4 separate regions of the Homo sapiens genome follow, and all the other regions are linked to region 3. A link is a contact called in ENCODE Hi-C or POLR2A ChIA-PET data. All regions are on one chromosome and are shown on one strand. The core of a region is the stretch at or near the end of the contact, and the rest is flanking DNA. Distances in the headings are between cores, read along the strand shown. Region 1 holds the start of GSTO1 (glutathione S-transferase omega 1). Region 2 holds the start of ITPRIP (inositol 1,4,5-trisphosphate receptor interacting protein). Region 3 overlaps SLK (STE20 like kinase). Region 4 overlaps SH3PXD2A (SH3 and PX domains 2A).

Region 1 (2,700 bases), core at 17-2,516, 270 kb after region 3:
TATCCAGGTTTGTGCTGTCTCCTATGGGTTAAAATGAAAAGGATGTATCCTACAGGTGACGGTAGGGACAGAGGCCCTCCCAGTAGTCACGTTAAGCTAGTACTGACAGAAAAAGGAAAAGCCTGTCCAGGTGGCTGGGCAACCCTGCAGCGAGGCATAGATGAGCTTGTAAATCAAAGGAAATGACCAAGGTGAGTCTCAATCCTTTTAGAGGTTTATTTTGCCAAGGTTGAGGACACATCTGAGAAAAAGGAACACAAAATCACAGGAACATCTGTGATCTGTGCTCTTTCCAAAGAGGGCTTGAGGACTTCAATATTTAAAGGGAAAGAGCAGGCAGTAGGGGAAAGTGGAAAGTAAAAAGGGAAGGTAGATAAAAGGGGAGAGTAGTTGCATTCTTTGGGGCCTTTGATCAGCATTCACTGAATGCGCATGTTACATTCGTGAAAGGAGGTCGTAGAGGAATAGTCAGTTATGCATTCGTCTAGTGCTTGGTGAATCTGCATTTTTACAAGATTAAATATAGGGTAGAGGAAGCGGTCAAATTGCATTTTTCTCCAGCGAGAGGAAGGATGACTCCTAGACCTGTCTTTGTCCCATACTTGGGAAGATAAGCTGTTAGTTTACATTGCCAAGATGAAATTCAACTGATCTGTTTTAGAGTAAAGATCTTGCGGGCCAACAAGGAATTTCCTTGGGGAGGTGTGTGGCCTTTGATCTTTGTAGCTATTTAGCAACAAAATGGGAGGCAGTGTTGCCTGACTCAGTTTCCAAGCTTGACTCTTCCCTTTGGCATAGTGAGTTTGGAGTCAAGAGATTTTTATTTTCCCTTCACAAGCTGAACAGGAGCCTTTGGAGAGAACGCTCTGGACCGGTGAGTGAGCCATGAGGTCGGGCCACAGGCTCTGAAGTCGTGAAGCCTTGGGACGGAGCGGGTGGTGCTTCGAGGTCAGTGTCACGGGAGGGAGGTCAGGGTCAGGGTCAGACGTGGAGCCCCGTGGAGTGCGGAGTGGTGACCCCTTCGTTCGGGGGCGGAGGGATGACTGAGCATTTATAACTTTTGTGTATCTCCCCGTGGGTGCAGCCCTTGGCCAGCGAGATGCTTTGACACAGCCCCTTAAGATGTTTTAAGGGCTATCCCATAAAGCCGGGAAGGCACAACGGGTGGAGCTGGCGGCCGCCGGGGGCAGGCACTTTTGAGCTAAGGAGGAAGCGGGGGAGGGAAGGAGGGCGGGAAGGACGCGCCACCTACTTCCTGAATCCCCTGCAAACCCCAGAGGAGCTCGGCCTGCGCTGCGCCACGATGTCCGGGGAGTCAGCCAGGAGCTTGGGGAAGGGTGAGGCCTGCCCGCCGCGAAGAGGGGGTGATCTCGGCGACCCCCGGCGGCATGTTCGAGGCTGCTCCGGGAGCCCAGCCGCCCGGGAGCGCCCCACCGGCGGGGAACGGGTCGGAGCTGCAGTGGGACGCGGGGGCGGTGGGATACGGGGGGTCTCGACACCTCTCTGGGCCGTAATCGCCTTCGCTTCTCCCCGGCAGGAAGCGCGCCCCCGGGGCCGGTCCCGGAGGGCTCGATCCGCATCTACAGCATGAGGTTCTGCCCGTTTGCTGAGAGGACGCGTCTAGTCCTGAAGGCCAAGGGAATCAGGTGGGCACCCAGGCGGGGGACGCTCCCCGAGCCGTCCGGGAGCCTGCTGCAGGCGGCGGGGTGGGGTGGGGTCTCAGCCCCCTTCTACCCCCCTCCCACCAGCGTCCTTTACTGCACATTAAACTATTCTCGGCCCTTTGGAAAATAGCAAGTTATAGGCCATTCCCCTAGGAAAAATAGGCCACAGATTCCAACGGTCTAGGACACCTCATTTAGATTAACCAACCATTTAATGGATTAGAAAAGCTGAGGCTCCAGTGATGTTAGTGATTTGCCCGGTAATAACCGGCAGCAGCTCTTTTAGCTTTGGTAGGTCACGAATTCCTGGTCCAGAGTCCTTTCGCTTTCGCCCTATTGTGATTTCCCGTTCTTATTCCAGCTTAACTGTTAGTTGTTATTCTGAATGTATTGTTCCCTCCTAGAATAGTAATTTACCCCAGTACAGCAGAGTTTAGACCCTGACCCTCCTAGGGTAGTGCTGAGTTTACTGCACATATTCCTGTGGATTGGGCTGTTGGTTGAGTCAAATAGAGGGAAGTGTCTGTCTAGCTCATCCTTCTGCAGAGCCTGTTTTGAAACTAGCATAGTTTTTGACTTACGGGCTATCCACAGGATATGTGCAACAGTCACTTGACTTTTCTCTGACACCAAGTATCCATTGGAACCACTTCCCTTCCCATGACCTTTGGATGTCTGTTGATTAGACATTTATTAGATACCTTTGGTGTGGAAGGTTCTGTGGAAGTTTAAAACAAACCCCCTATTCTTAAGGAATTTTCTGTCTGTGTGCTTAGTGTTTGTGAACTAATTTTAGTCTTCTAAGGGGATAATCTTTAGGGGTAGGCAATTATTTTCCCTAAAAGAAAGGTAAAATGCATTTAAAAAATACATTTGAAGGGGATTTGTCATTACTTCACTAAGAAATGCATCTCATTTGGATGAGATTATGATTCTGAACACATAGAGTACTTACTATTTCATAATGTTTCTCAAAAACACTGTCATATTTGCTGTGATAGAACTCTTTTATTGTACTAAGAGAAATCTAATGTAA
Region 2 (2,796 bases), core at 251-2,750, 350 kb after region 3:
CAGTATAACTACTTCATGGTTACCCACAAGTGGAGAAAATCCGAAGGCAGAATGGCCCAGAGCAGCCGCAACATACAGGGAATTAGCAAACAATGAAAGCCACTTAGGCACGAGGGCTGGAGGGAGGACTCAAAAACACAGCCTATTCTGTTTTCGTAAGGAGGAAAGACAGTAATCCACTTTTCTGATACTCTATTTTCAGGGCTCACCTGGGCCTAAAACTGCACCAACCACAGATGAACTTTAGCTGGCAGTCAGATAGACTCGGTTTGTAAAAGGCAAGAGCACTGGGTCATATCCAAAAAAAGAACAAGAAAATAGACCGCGACCCCGATTTAGATCCAAAAGACCAGAGTCCAGATTGCGACCAATATCTGGTACTCTACTGTTTGTGAAATGAGACCAGTATCTGGTACTCTACTAGTTGTGAAAGGGTGCTTTTCTCATACCAGCAGAGGGGCAAAAGGCAAAATGAGGCCCCTGCCTGGTTCCGTAAAATATTTTACCTTCCTGGTCGGTGGCTTTTTTTTTCTTTTTCTTTTTCTTTTTTTAAGAGAAAGCGTTTTGGATGGGGAGTCCCGCCCCGGGAGTCTTCACCAGGCGGCCAGAATGGCAAAGTCACAGGGATGGGGTTGAGGGTGGGGTTAGGGGTGAAGGGGCAGAGAGTTATTTGCAGCCCAAGAGCAAGTCTGCACAGCGTGAGGTCTGGCCCACTAATAGTCCCGAAAGAGGAAGCGGCGGGGATTTTATCCGGCCTGAAGCAGCCCCATAACTTCACTACCATGAACCGAGAAAAAAAAACTTCACGCCTATTCCTCCCTTACAGGAAGGGAGGGAAGGGGAAGGGGAAAAGGGGGCAGCAAATGAGCAGGGCGAACCGGCTTTTCTTTCTTCGGTAGCGCTCTGCTCAGATGTGAGAAGTAACGGGTCACCTGGCCACTAGGAACAAAAATGTGGTCCCGCTCTGGGCTCCGAGGCTGCGCGCGCCTCGAGGAGGAGCTGCCCGCAGCCCTGGCTGGAGCGAGCGCCCGGGACGCATCCCCCGACGCGGCGGGAACAGGATGCGGGACCGCGAGGAGACAATACGCCCGCCTGGGCACGCGCGCTTTAAGGGAAGGGGGTCTCCAAAGTCAGCCCCCACCCGGGAGGAGCAGGCGCCCGCGCTCCCCACACCCTCCTGCGCCCCCTCTGTCGGCAGCCATCTCCGACACAGCTCCTCCGAGCTCGCGCTCTCCATCGCGCCCTTCTTCCTTCAGCACACTAGGCTGCCCTGGGACTTACGATTGGCTTGGGTCCCCGGTCCCGGTCCCCGCCGCGGGAGGACGGCTCCAGCACAGGCTTTGCGCGCAGGTCGAGGGCCGAGGCGCCGCTGCTTGCAGGCGGCTGCGGTGGAGCTTGCGGCCCGGCACTTAGAGGGGCGCGGGCGGCGATGCCCCCGCTGGCTCCCACCTTCTGGCCTGCAGCGGCCGGCTCTACTGAACTTCAGAGTTACTCATTTCCTGGATGTCACAAAAACTTTTTCCTCCTTATAAGAACAAAACACCCGCCTCTACCCGCGGCCCCGGAAGCTCCTTAAGGAGGACCGTGTGGGTTTCGGTGGTTGGGCCCAGGATCCGCCGGGAAGACCTTCCCAGTGAGCCCCCAGAAACTTCCCCGGCACGGCAGAACTGGAGAGTGACTGGGAGAGACGGAATCAGGCCAGTGGAGTAAACTGGAGCGAGTGGACAGGGGCGCGGGGAGGACGCCCTTAAAAGTCGTCCTAAGCCGCGGAGCGGAAGGGGTTAAGTCCTTACCAGTCGGGGAGAGTTTTCTGCGGCGCGTTTTACAAGTGGCGGAATTCCTGGGGCCACCTATTTAGTCTCTTGGAGGAAAATATAACTCTAGACAAAACGCCAGCCTTTTTCTCTTTTGCAGCTTGAAAGGATTAAAATAGCTTACTACCGTTTTTTTTTTTTTTTGAGAAGGAGTTTCGCTCTTGTTGCCCAGGCTGGAGTGCAATGGTGGCGCTATCTCGGCTCACCGCAACCTCCGCCTCCCGGGTTCGAGCGATTCTCCTGCCTCAGCCTCCCGAGTAGCTGGGATTACAGGCATGTGCCACCACGCCCGGCTAATTTTGTATTTTTAGTAGAGAAGGTGTTTCTCCATGTTGGTCAGGCTGGTCTCGAACTCCCTTCTCGGCCTTCCGAAGCGCCTGGGATTACAGGCGTGAGCCACCGCGCCCGACTTTTATGATAATCAAATGCATGGTTGCTTTTCTCCGGGATTAACCGGGCACAAAGGAGAACAGTGACCGGATACTGTACGGGACAGGCGCGGTAGTTTCTGGTTACTGTTGTGACGGTAGATCAAGTGTTACTACCCCTATGTTAGAAACGAGAGAACTGAGGCCTGGAGGAGCAGCAGCAGCGTTCTGGTCGAGCTTAATAGTTTATGAAATCCATAACTTCTATTGTCTTCCCTTTGACCTGCCCAAATCCTACCATCAGTACAAAAGGCAGAGCAGGGTTTGAATGAATTCTCCATTAAGCGGCTTTGGGGGCACCAAATGCCAGTGAAGGCACATTGGGGAAATTGGAACACAGTGTCCAAAATGATCACCATTGCTACTGCTATTTGGTCTTAGATCACCTTTTTTTCGTCTTTTCCTTTAACACTCGCCTGGAAGACTTTTTGGCTGAGTCTGAAAGATAAACAGGCAATGAGAAAATGTTCTAAAAATAGACTCCCTGGCCCTTGGCCCAGGGTACTTTTGTTTTCAAGTTTCTACTGCTGCTCAAATTCTTTCCTTACGTAAGA
Region 3 (2,891 bases), core at 362-2,861:
GATGTGTTTTTATTTATGTCTTTGATTTCTTCCAGCATTGATTTTTTAGTTTTCATTGTACAAGTCTTTCATCTCCTTGGTTAAGTTAATTCCCAAGTGTTTTATTCTCTTTGATGCTATCGTAAATGGGATTGTTTTCCTTACTATTTAAAAGTCTTTATTTTTCTTGAATTAATTTCCAGACGTGGTACATTTTTTGTCTTATTTTAAAATATATTTTTGAAATTGTCTTTTTGTGTTCTGTTTTTCATCTTTTCCAACTATGCAATCTATGCACATTTCCTCAGCTTCTTTATTACACAGTTGTGTTTGTTTCTGCATATTCATGCTGCTCAGAGTCAATAAGTCCTTGCAATAAGCAGGAAAACTGTGTGATCTGAGAATTGGTAAAACATTTTGGAAACTGCAGACTTAGCCAAATTTAACTTATTACTGACACCATTTTGTTGCTATATTTTGACTGACCAGTGACTAAATTTTGAATACCTAACCAGAACAATATAAATAAAATAGAGTTTGGGAATGTGAAGAAAATATAAGGAGAATATAAAGTATATTTCTTTCTCTTTTGCAGATTTCAGGAAATGACATAATCCTTGGAATTTCTGTAATATTTTACAGAAATTACAGAAAGAATATGTACAGTCGATCCTCATTATTTGCAGATTTTGTATTTGTGAATTTGCCTACTTGTTAAAGTTTACTTGTAGTCCTAAAATCTATACTTGCGGCACTTACTTGGTTATTTGTGTGTATGCGCAAAGCTGCAAAAAAATTTGACTCCTCTAGCAAGCACATTCCCAGCTAAACTTGAACAAGGTGACACTGCCTTGATTTCACCTCTCATGAAGAGATGACCAGAGGACGGAGACAGCAGAGGGCAGTGTAGTGAAGTGCAAGAAGGTCTGGCTGTGGGGGCCAGTTGGATAGGGTTTGAATCCCAAGTCTGACATCTGTTTTTGGGATGGCCTTCCGCAAGTCACTTAACACTTATACACCTCATTTCTCTTTTGTAAAATAAAGAAAGGAGAATCTCCCTGGATGAATTGTTTTCAGGATTTAAGAATATAATAATCTATGTGAGGGGTGTGTGTATGTGCATGGTTTTCCCTATGAACAATGTTTCAGTAGTCGCTAATTCAGTGCTTGCAGTGATTTTATAAAACATAACTACCACAAATAATGAGAATTAACTCTGTGTGTTTGCTAAATGATGATGAATGATTTTATTCTTTTTTAATATTGATACTTGTTCCTACCAAAATCTTAGCAGGACTGAAAAGATCACCATAATTTGCATGTAATTTAAAACAGATAACAGTATGAACAGTCTAAAAGTATATGCTTCCTTCAGTGCGGTTTCCTCTCTCTTCACTTAATAGCTTTTTGGAACTTTGGATATTTATTACCCAAACGTTTACTCTACTCTGTACCTTAGCTCTCCCATCTGTGTTGCTCATAGGTTTTGAAGGATTATGCCAGTTCTTAATCTCAGTTCCAAATACGCCCTTCTATGCTTTGTGATGCTGGTTCAAAGACTGCAGATCACATTTCTGCCTTGCTAGCAGCTCATTTCTGTTTCAAAAGTATAGGGCACTAGAGGGAGGCTGCAAGGAGAAGGAGGAAGAAATGACTTACACCTTTGTCTTGTTTCCTGTGAACTTCCTGTCTGCTTGTTACTTTGACCATCACCCTTGTAGAGGTTTTTTTTTTTTTTGCTCCAGCATCAGCAGTTTCTTTCTGTAGCAGCTGTTGAATACAGTTTGTAGTTTTTCCAACACTCACAGAACTAACCTCATCATAACCCTTCATAACACCAGCACCAGTTGGCTGGTACCCTGTTCCTCAAAAGTTTGGGTCGCAGTCTCACAGGACCCCTCTTCAGAGACAACAGCACCAGCTGAGCAGCACTCTGTCCTCAGAGGTCCGTCTGAGTTTCAGCTCTGTGGAACCCTTCCTCCAAGCTTCTGAATTTTAATAATTCCAATCTTTTCCCTTTGTTCCCATAGTCCTAGGGGTGGTAGCTTTTGCCTGTAGTTGTTACCTCCCTGATCCTTTGTATTATTTTTTCAGTTGGCAACAGAGTTAGTCATTGTTTTTATTAAATTTCTCTATTAAAATAATCAATGTGATTTTCCTCCTGTCTGGACCCTAACTGATACAAGGATTAAATAAGTTACTAAATGGAAAGTGCAGAGAACAGTGCCTCTTCTAATAGCACGATGGATATTACTATATACGATAACATACTTGAAATAATTTGAGATTTTTCTTACTGATTTCTTTGCAAAATACTAATATTTCCAATTTATATAGGTAAAAACATTAAAATAATCATTGAATTTTATTGATATTAATATGCTCAAATATCACCTCGGTTAGACCTAACTTAACTACCCTATTTAAGTTGTAAACTCTGGCCTGTGTGCTCTCATACCCCATTTCCTCATCTTATTTTATGTTTTTTGAGACAGAGTCTCAGTCTGTCAACCATGCTGGAGCGCAATGGTGCAATCTTGGCTCACTGCAACCTCTCCCTCCTGGGTTCAAGTGATTCTTGTGCCTGAGCCTCCTGAGTAGCTGGGATTACAGGCGTGCACCACCACACCGTGCTAATTTTTGTATTTTTTGGTAGAGACAGTATTTCGCCATTTGTCCATGCTGGTCTCGAACTCTTGGGCCCAAGTGATCTGCCCACCTCGTCCTTCCAAAGTGCTGGGATTCCAGGCATGAGCCACCGCGCTCAGCCTTCTCATCTTTCTTATTAGTTTACTTTTTCCCACAGTACTAATTGCTAATATACTGATTTATTTGTTGACTGTCCACTCCCCAAAATTGTAAGTACCCCAGCACAGAGAGATTTTGCATATTTGCACATTGTCAGCATCTAG
Region 4 (2,839 bases), core at 151-2,650, 290 kb before region 3:
CAGGAATGGCTGCCTTCTCCAGCTCTGAGCAGGTTGAGGCTACCCAGGCTGTTCCTATGAGACAGGGAGTTTGAGACCAGCCTAGGCAACATAGTGAGACCCCCTATCTCTACCAAAAATAAATTAGCTAGGCATGGTAGCAAGCACTTGTACTCCCAGCCACAAGGGAGGCTGAGGTGGGAGGATTGCTTGAAGCCCAGGAGGTCAAGACTGCAGTGGGCTGTGGTGGTGCCACTGCACTCCAGCCTGAGTGACAAGTGAGACTCTGTCTCAAAAAGAAAAAAAAAAAAAAAAGAGTGGGGAAGACACAAAACTCACATGCTTGGAGGGCCTCCTTTGTGCCAGGCCCTGGTTGGTGATTCTCAGCCTGCTATTCAATGGAATCATCTAGAAAGTGGTTAAAATTCAGATGCAGGGCCCCACCCCAACCTACTGCATGGTCTGCATCTCCAACAAACTCCCCTGGGGATTCTGAGGCTGCTCCAGTGTTGCATAATCTCCATCAGGCCTCCAGCCACCCCTAAGAAACATTTATGCTCAGTAAGAACAACGTGCTTGTAGTGCTGAAGGAGCCTCTAGAAAATATCTCTTGGCCTGCCTGTCCTTCAGCCAGAGTTCAGAGTCCTCCCCACCGAGGACTTCCGGGTCCCTCCCTGCAGGGGGTGTGGGCTCTCCTCTTGCAGGTGAGAAGACCAAAGCTTAGAGAAGCCGGACAACTTCCTCAAGGCCATAGTGAGTGGGTGAGACCAGGACTGGGGACCAGAAAACCCAGGCCTTGCTCTGAGGCTCAAGACAAATGCCCACTTACCACCCCTTCCTGGAGTAGTGGATGCAGGAGTAGAAGGCAGAGCCCAGAGGGCCTGATCAGCACATGGGGTTAATGGGGTGGAGGCTGAGGTCCTGGCAGTGGGGGTCACCAGGCTGTGACTGAATGGTGGGAACGAAGAGGAATCCTGAATCCTTCAGGGTGTCTGGCCTGCCCGAGCAGGCGCTGCCCTAATAGGAGACCTTCTGGAAGTTTCCAGTTGGGCATCCTTTAGCAAAGCCATTTCATATTTTTAGCTGCTGAATAGGGTGATAAGCAGTTTAGGTATCCAGTGGCTGGGACTCTCCCATCCCTCACATACGAGGGCAAGACGCAAAGGCAGGGATCCCCCTTCACACCATGACCACTTCCCACTGCCCTATAACCAGTTCCAGTCTGGCAGGACAGCAGGGCCCTCTGCTGGGGCTCAGTTCCCTAACAACTCAAGAACCCCCCCTCTTCCCATCAGTCCCCTTCTCCAATCCACACTCCGTCCTTGCTCCAAGTCTTGCCCTGAGCTGGTGCTGACAGCCCCCACCCTGCCGGTGACTCCACTCCTGGTAGGTCACAGTCTAGCCTGCTTCCGACTTGCTGCTGAATCATATCGGCCAGGGAGCCACAGGAAGAAGAGGAGGGGAGGAAGGGCGGGGCTAGCATCTCCCTCTAGCGTTGCCAGAGGCTAATGTAATTGAAAAGGCCTCCCAAGCTGTGTCCTAAAACAGCTCCCATCAGACCACTCAGCCATTCATTCTCTGCAGCTGGTCCAGGGGTGACTCAAACCACAGGTACAGTGACCCACAGTCCCAGGAAAACAGGGACATGGGACTTTCAGGGCTCAAACTGGACAAACTGGGATGGGTGATCTCCTGTGGTCCACAGGTCTGGCCTGGCTGGGAAAGAGGGGTGGAGTTCCTCCAACCAGCACTCCATCCCTCCCCATCTAAACAAGGACTCCTGGGGCCTCTACTCCCACCCCGCCCCATCCCCGGGTGATACGGTTCCTCTCTTGGCCCCTCCCCATAGGATGATGCAAGCTATGTTTGGATGAGCAGGTTCTGGAGACGGAGGCCTCCAGTTCAAATCCCTGCTGCTTGCAGTGGGGGCAGGGGGGTGCCCTTGATCTACTTTCTTGGCCTCTTGAGCCTCTACTTCTCTATCTGTAGAACGAGGACAATAATAGCACCAAACCCCTGGGGTTTGGGGAAGATGCAATGTACAGTGTGTAGAAAGGGCTTCGCACAGTGGCCGGCACAGAAACTGCTATAAATTGTCTTTGTTGTTATTCTTTCATACCTGGGCCCATCTGACCCACCTCAGTTGCTACACAGGTGGCAAAGACCTGTTTAAACCTGGGTCCTACAGAGCCCCTGAAACAAAAGGAGCTTCTCCTTAAGGACCTCACCACGATGCTGGCAGACAGTGCCAGGCAGGTGTGATTCCAGCCCCACTTTCAGAGTTTTGGGCTTTCGCAAATGCCAGAACAACCACTGGTCTCTGTCTAGCGCCGAGCACCAGGAAGTGTGTTCATCCCTGACCCACAGGAATGGACGCACGCCTCTGGACCCCTCTATTAGGACACATTTAACCTCCCAAGGAGTGGCCAACTCTCAGAGCCCCAAAACCAAGAGATGTAAAGGGCTTGCATTTTTATGCTAATGTAGACCCGAAAGGGTTTTTCTTTTTTCCTTTCATTTTATCTTGGCCAGACACGCTGTGCTCCCTCCCCGGATGCTCTAGTGAAATGGCTGGTGTTGGAGACTGCACAGGGAGAGGCTGGTGGGGGCAGGAAAGGCACTGAACAATTCACATGTGTTGTTCCCCTGTTTTGACACATGGCTCCCCACACTCTGCCTTCCCCTTGAAAACTCCCAGGATTTATTCTTTGGTGTTCTGAAGTAGGCAGAGCAGGTGCTCACCCATTTCATGGATGAGGAGATTGAGGTCTGAGGCTTCAGTGGCTGGCCCAGGCTCCTGAAGCTAAACAGACAGCCCTGACCCACAATGCTCCAAAGGGGCCACGCTGAGGCCCACTAG

What was found. A loop is a pair of places that touch in the nucleus more often than their neighbours do. ChIA-PET counts read pairs that join two places held with the same protein, here RNA polymerase II (POLR2A). Pooled maps may share reads with other maps.
Region 1: a map of endothelial cell of umbilical vein shows a loop between it and region 3 (2.8-fold over the local background). The contact joins the promoter of GSTO1 here to the enhancer-like site in region 3. A Hi-C loop is called at or near these places in 1 of 168 maps with a recorded cell type or tissue (endothelial cell of umbilical vein), 5 of 37 single-sample maps with no recorded cell type and 7 of 50 pooled maps. POLR2A ChIA-PET finds 5 or more read pairs at or near these places in 7 of 52 experiments (GM12878, MCF 10A, T-cell and 4 more).
Region 2: a map with no recorded cell type shows a loop between it and region 3 (4-fold over the local background). The contact joins the promoter of ITPRIP here to the enhancer-like site in region 3. A Hi-C loop is called at or near these places in 6 of 37 single-sample maps with no recorded cell type and 4 of 50 pooled maps. POLR2A ChIA-PET finds 5 or more read pairs at or near these places in 1 of 52 experiments (MCF 10A).
Region 4: a loop to region 3 is called in a pooled map, with 2.9 times the contacts of the local background. The contact joins two enhancer-like sites. A Hi-C loop is called at or near these places in 4 of 37 single-sample maps with no recorded cell type and 3 of 50 pooled maps. POLR2A ChIA-PET finds 5 or more read pairs at or near these places in 1 of 52 experiments (activated CD4-positive, alpha-beta T cell).

The regions. Positions count from the first base shown.
Region 1 is chr10:104,253,626-104,256,325 of GRCh38, forward strand. GSTO1 (glutathione S-transferase omega 1) reads left to right here and starts at 1,267. Exons shown (of 6, transcript NM_004832.3): 1 at 1,267-1,337; 2 at 1,538-1,646. The coding sequence starts at 1,304. The region is part of intron 1 of LOC124902497 (a long non-coding RNA gene); the gene reads right to left. RefSeq lists enhancers at 435-949, 1,284-1,343 and silencers at 1,414-1,673, 2,164-2,213.
Region 2 is chr10:104,336,965-104,339,760 of GRCh38, forward strand. It overlaps ITPRIP (inositol 1,4,5-trisphosphate receptor interacting protein), which reads right to left and starts at 1,501. Exons shown (of 2, transcript NM_001272013.2): 1 at 1,282-1,501. It also overlaps a transcript of CFAP58 not described here. RefSeq lists an enhancer at 179-378 and a cis regulatory region at 2,644-2,796.
Region 3 is chr10:103,981,965-103,984,855 of GRCh38, forward strand. The region is part of intron 1 of SLK (STE20 like kinase); the gene reads left to right. Among named protein-coding and RNA genes, the nearest start is that of SLK, 16 kb to the left of the region's middle. Within about 2 kb of position 1,612, at least 7 of the 41 ENCODE cell types and tissues checked have a DNase peak (open chromatin) inside an H3K27ac peak, as active enhancers do; they include GM12878 and endothelial cell of umbilical vein, where a contact is called at or near this core.
Region 4 is chr10:103,695,236-103,698,074 of GRCh38, forward strand. The region is part of intron 5 of SH3PXD2A (SH3 and PX domains 2A); the gene reads right to left. Among named protein-coding and RNA genes, the nearest start is that of SH3PXD2A-AS1, 50 kb to the right of the region's middle. RefSeq lists enhancers at 475-1,221, 786-895, 1,331-1,475, a silencer at 1,106-1,165 and a cis regulatory region at 1,398-1,408. Within about 2 kb of position 1,401, at least 18 of the 41 ENCODE cell types and tissues checked have a DNase peak (open chromatin) inside an H3K27ac peak, as active enhancers do.